2 separate regions of the Homo sapiens genome follow, and region 1 is linked to region 2. A link is a contact called in ENCODE Hi-C data. All regions are on one chromosome and are shown on one strand. The core of a region is the stretch at or near the end of the contact, and the rest is flanking DNA. Distances in the headings are between cores, read along the strand shown. Region 1 overlaps MALRD1 (MAM and LDL receptor class A domain containing 1). Region 2 overlaps ARL5B (ARF like GTPase 5B).

What was found. A loop is a pair of places that touch in the nucleus more often than their neighbours do. Pooled maps may share reads with other maps.
Region 1: a loop to region 2 is called in a map of IMR-90, with 2.9 times the contacts of the local background. The contact joins two enhancer-like sites. A Hi-C loop is called at or near these places in 2 of 168 maps with a recorded cell type or tissue (A673 and IMR-90) and 2 of 50 pooled maps.

Annotation. Positions count from the first base shown.
Region 1 is chr10:19,626,131-19,632,169 of GRCh38, reverse strand. The region is part of intron 36 of MALRD1 (MAM and LDL receptor class A domain containing 1); the gene reads right to left. Among named protein-coding and RNA genes, the nearest start is that of MALRD1-AS1, 99 kb to the left of the region's middle. Within about 2 kb of position 2,454, at least 9 of the 41 ENCODE cell types and tissues checked have a DNase peak (open chromatin) inside an H3K27ac peak, as active enhancers do.
Region 2 is chr10:18,680,680-18,687,033 of GRCh38, reverse strand. It overlaps ARL5B (ARF like GTPase 5B), which reads right to left. Exons shown (of 6, transcript NM_178815.5): 6 at 5,395-6,354. Among named protein-coding and RNA genes, the nearest start is that of ARL5B, 24 kb to the right of the region's middle. Within about 2 kb of position 4,738, at least 2 of the 41 ENCODE cell types and tissues checked have a DNase peak (open chromatin) inside an H3K27ac peak, as active enhancers do.

The DNA of each region.
Region 1 (6,039 bases), core at 1,205-3,704, 950 kb before region 2:
GTCTACTCCTTGTCTCTTTAGATTTAGGCTTTCTACTGCTGCTAGTTTTCTGGAGCCTCAATGTGTTGTTCTTTCAACCTTGCTCATACCTTCATTAAACTAAGAGGCCACTTCATGAAAATTTTGTTATTTGGGCCATCTGGCTTGAATTCTCTTTCTACCAGGTTCCTGACTGATACTGCTATACAATTATTAAGTGCAGCAGCAGAAGAAACTATCAACAGAGTAAACAAACATCCTACAGAATGGGAGAAAATCTTTGCAAACTAGGCATCTGACAAAGGTCTAATATCCAGCATCTATAAGGAACTTGAACAAATTTACAAGAAAAAGCAACCCCACTAAGAAGTGGGCAAATGACATGAACACACTTTTCAAAAGAAGACATACATGCAGGCAACATGCATATGAAGAAAAGCTCAATCACTGATCATTAGAGAAATGTAAATCAAAACCACAATGACATAGCATCTCACACCAATCAGAATGGCTATTATTAAAAAGTCAAAAAATAACAGATGCTGGTGAGGTTATGGAGAAAAATGAACCTTATACACTGTTGATGAGAGTGTAAATTAGTTCAACCATTGTGGAAAGCAGTGTGATGATTCCTCAAAGAACTAAAACAGAGCTACCATTGGATCCAGCAATCCCATTACTGGATATGTACCCAAAGGAATATAAATTGTCCTACCATAAAGACACATGCATGCGTATGTTCATTATAGCACTATTCACAATATCAAAGATATGGGATCAACTTACATGCCAATCAATGGCAGACTGGACAAAAGAAATATGATACATATACATCATGAAATACTATGCAGCCATAAAAAACAAAGAGATTATGTCCTTTACAAGAACATGGATGGAGCTGGAGGCCATCATCCTTAGTAAACTAATGCAGGAACAAAAAACTACATTCCACCTGTTCTCACTTATAAGTGGGAGCTAAATGATGAGAACACATGGACACATAGAGGGGAACAACAGACACTGGGGCCTACTTGAAGGTGCAGGTTGGGAGGAGGAAAAGGATCAGAAAAAAATAACTATTGGTTATTAGACTTAGTACTGGGTGATGAATAATCTGTCCAACAAACCTCCATGACATGAGTTTGCCTATATTACAAACCTCCACATGTACCTCTGAATCTAAAATAAAAGTTTTTCAAAGGGCAGTCAAGACAGGTCTTTTAATTCCAAGGCCAGTCTTCCTTCCCTTGTACATCACAATGTTTCATATACTTTATAGCCAATGAATGACTAATTTAGTTTTATATATTATGATGTTTTGCCATAAAAACAAACCAAAAAATATAGGCAAATACTTGTCAATATAAATATATATTTGTTTGCTAGGGCAATTTATCCTAGTTAAATATATGCTTATAAATACATATTTATATCTATAAAATACCTTTCACTTATTCTTTTTATGTACATAATTTGTGTTCTCTTGACACCATAAAATCCATAAACAATAGCAAAAGACAATACATCATAACTTACATTGCTATGGAGAAAATTCTTATAATATCATTTTTAATTTCAACAAATGGAAAAGAATAATATATGCAAAGCCTTATTCTCATTACTAAAGTCTTTATTCAAACTAAACACACTCTCATTCTAACACTCTAACAGGAAAATATTGCTTTTTGGTTTTTATCTACAGAATGAAAAATGTAATTCTTAGAAAATGTTCTTATTCCAAACTTAGAATTCCCCCTATATATTTAGAAAGCATGCTACCTTAGTCCTCAAAATTGTTAGATGGTGGTAGCACTAAAACGAAAAGACTTACTATGAAGTGATATTATATGTTTTCATTCTGGATGCCCAAACAATAAATTTGAAAGAGATGTATTTTTGAATTCAATACCAACGTGTATGTTTATATAACCATATATAAAAACTCTAACCACTGATCATGAATAGTCATAATTTAACCTTAAACTTAGGAACATAAACCAGTTTCATTATCTCCTTCTTTTCCCTGATGGACATAAGGAAAATAAGTCTTTTTCTGAAAAATACAAAGGGATTTCCTACATGGCAGAATTACAGACAGCAGATTAGGGCAACAGCAAACATAAACTAGTTCTTTCAGAGGATAAGAAAAGTCCCAAGGGGGTTTCAAAATTAAAATGCATTGAACTACTTAGATCTGTCAACATTTCTCTACTAAGAGGGATAAGTTCAAAAAGTTCTACCTCATTTGCTAGATTCTGCTTCTGTAAGGCAGAGATCAGCCACCTAGCAACAGCACAAAAGCTTCTACTCTGACATAGTTAAACTCATGCTGGCTGAGCAGGAAGAAAAGCTGTGTAGGATCAGAGCAGAGCTGGATGGCCAGCCGTTCCAGGGCCACTGGGGAGGCCTGATTGGGGAAATTGTGAAATTCAGTCTGAGGAATAACTTTTTTGTCAGCATTCTTAGAAGCTCCAGTCTCTCGAGCGCCACCACTGAGCTGTGTCTCTTGCTTCCATTCAGTAGAGTGCGTTGGCCACATGCACACACATCACACACAGCAAAGAAAGAAGAGGTGTCATTTTCAACCAACGGCTACCCCATGAAGCTTGGCCGTGCACATACTAGGAAAACTGATAAAGTGAAAACTGTGTAGAAACATTTTCCTATGCAGCTACTTTAGGATGGGTGATGGAGTGAGCTTTTTGAATCTCCTGATTCTTACACTCTAGACAGCTATTTCTTGTTCTCTCTTTTAAAGCAAGTCCTCTGGCATTAGATACTGCCTCACAAATAACCCACCACTCCTCTCGGAGGACAGAAATATCTACTTAACAGTCAGGTCATACCAGAGATCTTGGAAAATATCTGGATCACAAATCCCTGTCAGCAATGACCAGCGAACAGAATCTGGGCCATGCCTTTCCTTAGAGGATGCCCTCCCTGGATGAGTCAACAGGTCATTCATTTGGAAGGCACCAACTGTGAATGCTTACAGCTATCATCAGGAGCCTAAAAACCATTTAATAGCTAAGTGTACAAACATATCACGAGGCTTGCTTTTTGGGAAGGGGTGCAGACAGGGGAAATTAGGTATCACTGTGCTTTTCATTTTTGTGACTCTGTTAGCATATGTGATTGGAGTACAATCCAGCTCTGCAAATTAGGCAGGGAAGAAGGCTTGGTGAGCTGGGCGAGAGCAGTTTGTTGCTTCACCTTCAATCACATTCCTGGTCTGTCTTGCTTACTTGGCTCTGCAGGAGGCAGAAAGTGTGTAATGCTTTCTGACAACACGGAAAGAAAAACTGAGGGACGGGCACATTCATCCGCAGGACACTTTGTTAGAAGCAGCCAACTGACTCTGCCTTTTACTGTAACATATGTTAGTATTTTTAAAAATATAAAAACTCTTTTTTCCTTTGTTTCTTACCTGAAAAATTAGCAACATATGTTTTCAAAAATCTTTTTAATGCTTTTTTAAGTTATAAAAAGCAGTACCTGGTAAAATAAAAATGCAAAAATTCAAGTATGAAATCTCTCTTTCCCCCAAGCCAATCTTCTACAGAGCTCACTAACTATTCTTAACAGTTTGATGTGTAACTCACCAGTTTCCTTTTTTTCTTTTTCATACACAGTTACACATTTTCTCCCTCTCCAAATAGGATCTTAATATACATATTATTCTGGCATTTGCATTTTCACCTAACAATATGGATACTTTTCTATGTCAGGATTTATATCTTCTATTTTAAAAAAGTGTTACATACTATTCCATGACACTATTTGGAACATTTAACTGTGTTTTCAATATGGTGCTATTGCAAAATGCTGAGGCCAATATGTTTGTGTTTATATTTCTTGTTAATATGTTAGTAGGCTACATTCCTAGGATTGGGATTGTTGAATTAAGGAACGTGTATATTAAAACATTGAATGAATATTGCCACTTTATTTTTCCAAAAGTTGTATTTTTCTCCATGTTGTATATTTAGAAAAGCTATAGTCCCACAAGCTATATATAAAAGGGACAGTGTTTCTATAGTCTCATAAATAATGGATATTACCAAAAAATGTTTTGTCACTTTAATAGGTAAAAACAGGATATCAACGACTTACTTTGCACTTATTTATTCATTAGTGCATTTATGCATTAGTGCAATGTGTGTTGACCATTTATTTTCCTTTTTCTGTAAATAATGTTTGTCTAGTTTATCTGTTACATAATTTTGTTTTGAATTTTTTTCAGATGTGTGTTGACCATTTATTTTCCTTTTTCTGTAAATAATGTGTGTCTAGTTTATCTGTTACATAATTTTTATTGTTTGAGTATATATTATGACTAATCCCTAGCTGTTGTGTATCCTGTATATTTTCCTCCTGGCCTGGCCTATTATTGTTTTTTCTTCCTTTTTTCCTTTTTTTTTTTTTTTTTTTAGACAGTCTTGCTCTGTCGCCCAGGCTGGAGTGCAGTGGTGGAATATCGGCTCACTGCGAAACCTCTGCCCACCGTGTTCAAGTGATTCTCCTACTCCAGCTTCCCGTGTAGCTGGGATTACAGGAACCTGCCACCACGCCTGGTTAATTTTTTGTATTTTTTTGTAATTGTATTTTTATATTTTTAGAAGAGATGGGGTTTCATCATGTTGGCCAGGCTAGTCTTGCACCTGACCTCAGGTAATCCACTCTACCTGGCCTCCCAAAGTGCTGGGATTACAGGTGTGAGCCACCGCACGTGGCCCTGTTATTGTTTTTTTGTTGCTTTTTTGTTTGTTTGTTGTTTTTTTCTTAATTTTGTTTATGGTGTCTTTTACCACACTGAATACTTTTAAGCATCATCCATGTGATCAAGTTTTCGAATCTGTTTATCTTTTATTTTACAGCTGCTTACTAAGCTTAGAAAAGACCCTCATACTTCAAGATTTTAAACTATTCTTGTATGCTATTTTCCCAAAGAAATTTTATGCTTTTCCCCTATATATATTTTTAATAATTCTGAAGTTAATTCCTGTGTGTTATGTCAATAATAATTTACATTTTAAATTAATGGCTAACCAATTATCTTAATATCAATTATTACATATTCCAACTCATCCATTCTCATTAACTTGAAAACCACCTATTTTATACTAATTTTAGGTAACCACGTTAAGCTATTTGTAGACTTTTTATTCTTTTCCAAGTGTCTATTTGTCTATTCCTGTTCCAGCTTCATAATATTTATTACAATGACTTTATAGCAAGCTGTATTGTCAAGTATTGTAAATACCATTTCATAATTTTGGCTTTAAGTTTTATTTATTTTTCCAACTGAACATTAAAATCCAACTGCCTATTTCAAAATCAAACAAAAATCTAAATTATTAACTAGATTTAATTAGCCAATGTAATTAATTGGCTAATGGTCATTTGTGCAATATTGAAAATCACTAACTCTAGAAAGTGGTTTGTTCATTTTTTTTTTTTCTATCCATTTATTTAGGTCTTCTGTGAGGGTCCTTCATTTGTGCTTTTCAGCACTCTTTATGTGGGTGATGTGCATGTACTATTCAGTATAGGCCTCTATATATTATAATAATTGCTGCTGTTTCAGAATGGAGCCCTTTTCCAATTATCTAGTTTAATTATTGTTACTACTGGTGAAAAGGAAATTCATCTAGTCTTTTATATTTATCTTATGTCCATCTATCTCGCTGAACCCTGTTTTCAATCTAATAGTATTGCAGTACATTTGTGTGGATTTCCTAGGCTGTCAATATCTGCAAAAATATTTGTTTCTTCTTTTTCAATATGTTTAGCTTCTACTTATTTTGGCTTGTACCTTTGGCTAAAACCCCGTGAGCAAATAGAATAATCCAAGGCCTGGCAGACCTCCCTGACTTAAAAAAAAAAAAAAAAAAAATCTTGATTTTAAGGGAAAATGCCTTCAGTTTTTTGACAGAAAAAATATTGAAATTTTTTGAAGGGAGAGACTACAGTTTTGACTTTTAGATTTCTCCTATGTCCACCAACGTATTCAACTTTTATGCCTATTCTTGGGCCAATTTTAGTAATTTATGTTTCTCT
Region 2 (6,354 bases), core at 3,489-5,988:
GCACCATTGCACTCCAGCCTGGGCAACAAAAGTGAAAACTCACGTCAATAAATAAATAAATAAAATAAAAATTTAACAAAATAAGAGTAAAGTCTGTTTTTTAAAAAAGGAAAGGGGTATCCCTGGCAACTGTTTGATTCTGCATTCTCCCAAACCTGCTTGCTAAGGATATAAAAGGCTTTTATTCACTCTCAGGATATTCCCAGTCACCCCATTTGTTGGGTGGGGTTTGTGTCTCATTAACTCTCACCACTAGCCTGGAGATAAAGTAACCTTAAAAGCTGGATAGGGCCAGGTGCAGTGGCTCATGCCTGTAATCTCAGCACTTTGGAAGGCCGAGGTGGGCGGATCACTTGAGGTCGGGAGTTTGAGACCAGCCTGGCCAACATGGTGAAAACCCACCTCTACTGAAAAATACAAAAATTAGCCAGGCGTGGTGGCACATGCCTGTAATTCCAGCTACTCGGGAGCTGAGGCAGGGGAATTGCTGGAACCCAGGAGGCGGAGGTTGCAATGAGCAGAGATCGCGCCACTGCACTCCAGCCTGGGCGACAGAGTGACACTCTGTCTAAAAAAATAAAATAAAATAAAGCTGGATATTGCCATTTTCCAGGCTCTCAGATTGGAGTTTGCCAGGCTCTTTTTCCTACTTTAAGTCCAGCAAGCTTGGGTTGCTATGGCTAATGTTAGTGTATTCTATCTGAATTCCCAATATATGTTCAGCTGAGGAACCCTTATTTTCCTCTCTCAGGGTTCTTCCCTATGACTGATGAGCACCACCCTGTCCCCTCCACCAGCTTTCTCCCTGCACAGTGTGTTCGGTCCATCTCTTCACTTTTCCTCCAGAAATAATAATGGTCTCACTTTGTTAAAGCAAAAGGCCACCAGTGAATATGTAAAACAGATATTCCTTCCAAAGCAAGGAAGAGTTGGGTTTATAAGGCAGTGGTTCTCAAACTTTAACTTCCATTGGAATCATCTGAAGGGCTTGTTGAACTAGATTTCTGGGCCCTTACCTTGAGAGTTTCTAATATAAAAAGTCTGGGATGGAGTCTGAAAATCTGCATTTCTAACAAGTTCCTAGTTGATGCTGACATCATTGTTTGAGAATCACTCTAAGGGTTAGTCTCTATGAGCAAAAATACGGTTTGAATGGAACACAGGGAATTGGAAGAGTTTCAATCTTCTTATCAAATTCCCCCAGTGGAAGCATGATCATTCACTTTCACTGACTGGCTGACTTTCTGAAGCATTGGCTCGTCACTGATTCGTCACTGATTGATTGTCAGAGACGTACGCATTCATGTGGGGCTGTCGTTCTTACCTGTAGGGATATAGCAAAAAGACAGTATTTTTCCTTTCTTGAATCTGGAGTACAAAACCTTTTTATTCTCAGTTTTATGGGCGCATACCCATATTGGCCCTTCCCCATCAAAAGCAGGGTTATTAGTTTCTCCCATTAAGAGAGTGCACCACAATTTGTCTTACTGGTAGGTTATCATCAAAGGAGTCTCATCTAGAAATGTAGGGGCTGGTCTACAGAGTGGGATTCATTGGAGTCACTGGAAGTTATAACTCTACTGAGGACTCCACCATTCAGCAAAATTAATCAGGGCTGAATTGTTGTAATTCTTTGTTTTTCCTTATTAACTCAGACCTGAACAATCTGTATATAACCACCCAACAGGTGGATTCGCCTTGCTTGCTGCCTAGACAGAGATGACTTATCAAGACAGGAGAACTGCAATAGAGAAAGAGTAATCCATGCACAGCCTGACAATTCAGAGACTGGAGGTTTTAAAGATAATTTGGTAGGTAGGGGGCCAGTGAATCGGGGGTTCTGATTGGTCAGGTCAAAGATGAAATCACAGGGAGTTGAAGCTGCCCTGAGTCACTTCCTGGGTGAGGACCACAAGACAAGAGCCAGTTTATTGATCTGGGTGGTGCCTGCTGATCCACTGAGTGCAGGGTCTACAAAATATCTCAAACACTGATCTTAGGTTTTACAATAGTGATGTTATCCCCAGGAGCAATCTGGGGAGGTTTAGAATCGTGCAGCCTACAGCTGCATGACTCCTAAACAATAATTTCTAATCTTTTGGCTAATGTGTTAGTCCCACAAAGGAAGTCTAGTCACCAGCCAAGAAGGGGATTTGTCTTGGGAAAGGGCTATCGTTTTTGTTTCAAACTATAAACTGAGTTCCTCCCAAAGTTAGTTCAGCCAGCTCCCAGGAATGAACAAGGACAGCTTGGAGGTTAAAAGCTCTTAAAAGATGGAGTTGGTTGGGTCAGATCTCTTTCACTGTCTCAGTTATTATTTTGCAATGGTGGTTTCATGTATGCCACAGGCTCCAGGAAATAAAGGAGATGGATGGGAAATCAACGTCTCTTTTTCCCTATCAAATTTCTCCTTACCACAGTCATACATATAACTATCACTGGGGCATTCTGTGGGTTTGGGGGTAGAATCAGCCACAGCCCTAATCTCACCCTGGGAAACCCTCAGAGGTGGAACATGGTCTCAAGTACTTTTGAATGAGGGTGGTAACTACAACCACATGAAGCTGGCCATTTCCAGAGAGCAATACTGGATACAATAATAAGTGGTGGGGACATATGTTCAAGTTACTGATTTGTTAAATTGTGCACATTGTTTCATGCACGTCATGTAAGTTATAATTTTCTCAAAGGAAATTATAACTTTGACAAGGAAAGAAAAAACAGGTTTGAAAAGGAGCCACTGTTCTTGTTTGCATCCGTGTTTGCTTTTTGTTTTGTTTATAAGCAGAGGGAGTTAGAGTTCCTATTTAGCTCAGGCAGGCATATAGCTAAGAATTCCCTCAGAATGTGAAATCCTTCTCCAAGCCTTTTCTCTCCACCTCTTCTGAGCCACAGGGTCCCTGTTCTGAATACAAATTGCCGTTGCTAGCCAAGTGACTTCCATTATGCCTATGCATCCCCTGAACTTTGTTTTTGGGCAAAGCATATATGGAGGAAATTTTTTCATTTCCCTTTCATTCTGTCAGTAAGAGAAAACGAAGCCAGAGCTCAAGTTTCTTGAACCTTTCTCCCTGGTAGTGAACAGCTTTAGAACCACATGCATCTGGGCCGGGCGTGGTGGCTCACGCCTGTAATCCCAGCACTATGGGAGGCCGAGGCGGGCAGATCACCTGAGGTCAGTTTTTTGTAAAAGTACAAAAAAATTTCCCTGTAATTGGTGCATGCCTGTAATCCCAGCTACTTGGGAGGTTGAGGCATGAGAGTTGCTTGAACCCAGGAAGAAGAGGTTGCAGTGTTATTTTAAATTGAATATGAAAATACCATAATTCAGAACAGAGCCATAGATCAGATGATCCCTATCAAGTATGAAGTATCTTGATGTTGAGTCATATAGTGTCATCTGCCAAAATAAGGTGACTAATTTGAAAGAAGTGATAAAACAGCCAATCCCATTTTGGAAGACGTGCATTCATTGTTATTATCAAACTGAAACTACATTTGTTTCTGTTGCAGAATAATCCTCAAGTATAGCAACATCAAATCTCCAAGTCCTCACAAAAATGTCAGGTCAAAAATCTCAGATGTGAATTCAAATTTGCTGAGGAGTATACATATTTCTTAGTAGGAAGGGTTTTTTAAACAAAGAAAGGTTAAATCAAGAATCAGTGTATGAGCCGGGCACAGTGGCTCACGCCTGTAAACCCAGCACTTTGAGAGGTCGAAGCGGGCAGATGGCTTGAGCCCAAAAGTTCGAGACTAGCCTGGGGAACATGGCGGGACATCTCTACAAAAAGTACAAAAAAATTACGCGGGTGTAGTGGCACATGCCTGTGGTCCCAGCTACTCGGGAGGCTGAGATGGGAGGATCACTTGAGCCTGGGAGGCAAAGGTTGCAGTGAGCCAGTATCGCAAGTGGCCACCTGCCAGCATGTGAGGGTTTTGTTCAGGATGCTCTTTTAGCTCACATGCAGTAGAATTAATTCCCCAAGACATGTGAATGTGTTACCTTACCTGGCATAAGGGCCTCAAGATGGGAAGGTTATCCTGGATTATCAAGGAAAACCTAGTTAGAAACACTAGGGTCCTTAATATGAGAAAAGCATAGGATGATGAGAATGGGTAGATGTGTTGACAGAAGCCAGATGGTGGAGTGATGTGAGGAAGGGGCCATGAGCCGAGAAATGCACACAGCCTCTAAAAGCTGAAAAAGGTGAGGATGAGTTCTCTCCTGAACCTTGAGGAGAAACACAGCCCTGCTGGCACCTTAATTTTAGACTGTTTTAAATCACAAAATTGGGGATAATTAGTCAAAACCAGTGATTATCTGCGGATGGGGAGTGGAGCAGAAGGGAGGATTACAAAGCGACACTAGGAAACTTTTGGAGTGACAGGTATTTTCATTACCCAGATTGTGGTGAAGATTTTGCAAATGTATACACATCAAAGCTTTTCAAATTGTACACTTTAACCACGAACAGTTTAATGCATTCATTATACCTACAAAAATACCTACATAAAACATGCTTTAAAAAAGATACCAATCTTAAGTTTACTGATTAAAAAATAACAGGCAGAATGAAATCTTACTAGTTTCTGGTGTCTTTCAGAAGAAATCTGAGTGTTCCGTGTGTAGCAGAACTCTTAAGCCTAGGTACCTGAAATTCCTAACCTTCTACTCAAAATTCCTAACTCTGTAATTATGAGTCATTTTTCTACGTAGGCAACTTTTATCACATTCCCAAAGAGGTCTGTGAGCAAAAACGGTGGAGTTAAAACCACTTTAGAGGAATGTGAAGAATGAACATAGTGAAAATGTTATCCCACTCATTATTAGATCTCAATTTTATTTTATTTTTTACAAGGACACAACTTTGGTAGATGATCCCAATTATACCCCACAATGGAGTACACACCAATCCGGATCACCTTCCCAGGCCAGGGATTCCCCTTCTCTGGTAAATGCACCTTCCACTTGGCCAGTTGTTTAGATCAGAGAGAGGAAATGACCCAATGCAGGCTAATGAACAATTTCCCTGGGGAATATGGAATTGTAATTGAAAGTCTAACAATAATCTGACTTCTCCCTTGTACAAATTTAGGAGGCTACTGGACTTGGGACATTATCTGTTATGTGGATCAGGAAACAGAGAAATCCAGTCAGGTGAAAGACAGAAACAGATGAGCAGGAAAAAAGGTAACTTCCTGCTTGCTCCTAAATGGTCCAGTCTCTAGTCTCAGTCTGTTCTACAAATCCAGTTGTTCCGTGGGTTCTGTGAGCCTCCACCACCTCACCCCAATTATCCTCTCTTTGTTGGCATAGGTGGGTTTCTATTATTTGCAAGCAAATAACTTAAAGCAGATTTACCTTTAAAAGAAAACACTGGATTCACTTCGTATTGGAAAAGTAATTATTTATTATGACAAAAATAAAACTGTTGAATGAAAACAAATGAATGTTACACTATATTGCACCATGATTGGAAATGAGCCAAAACCTGTCTAAAAGATGAACATTCCAGAGCAAACAGCATCGTTTTACTTGGGTTAAGTAGGCATGCAAACAACTCATTATAACATAATTGCAGAAATAAAAATTATGAGTACTGGCAACCTAAACTTAACATATAAAAGAAGCACTTCATAACTAATAAAGTATTAAAAACTTTAAAACATGTCATTTAAACAATCCCACCATCAGGAAAACATGCTTTGAACCATTTTCAAGAAGTGATCATGTGAATGCATTAATTTACTTGTTTTAAATTTTTTGTTGTTGTTGTTAATGCTTATATATTGGACCAATGGAACACATTTGTTTGGCTGGGGTTCAGACACACAGTTTGTGGTGTGAAAGACATTTTTCTTTCCTCTGCACAATACCGGAGGACCCACAGAGCAATCCAATTCCTAATTCTGACCTTATTAATACCATCTTCCAGTTGACCAAGCATAGTAATGAAGATATTCTTAGAGCTTTCGCAGAAAGCCTGAAGCTTAAGGAGTAACAACAGTTTGTATTTAAATCTTAAGAAATGCACATATATATGAATATAGACACTTTAAAGTTGTTTTGCATTCTGAGGCAAGAAATAATAAATACTGAGTACAGGGCCTGCTGCTTCCTCTTTAATGCTCTAAAGCACCAATTTATGTTAAAATAGCAAAGTGTGATTATAATCATTCACTCTGATTAGAATAAACGCAACACCAAGGTTGTAATTGCTGTTAGGTTTTTGTTGTTGTTGTTTTTAACATGCTCTGTGGAATAGATGAACATGGTAAAATTTGTAACTATTCTGTAATTGAAAAAAATCATGACCGTTTTATTTTACACTTTCACTGAAATAGCAGCTA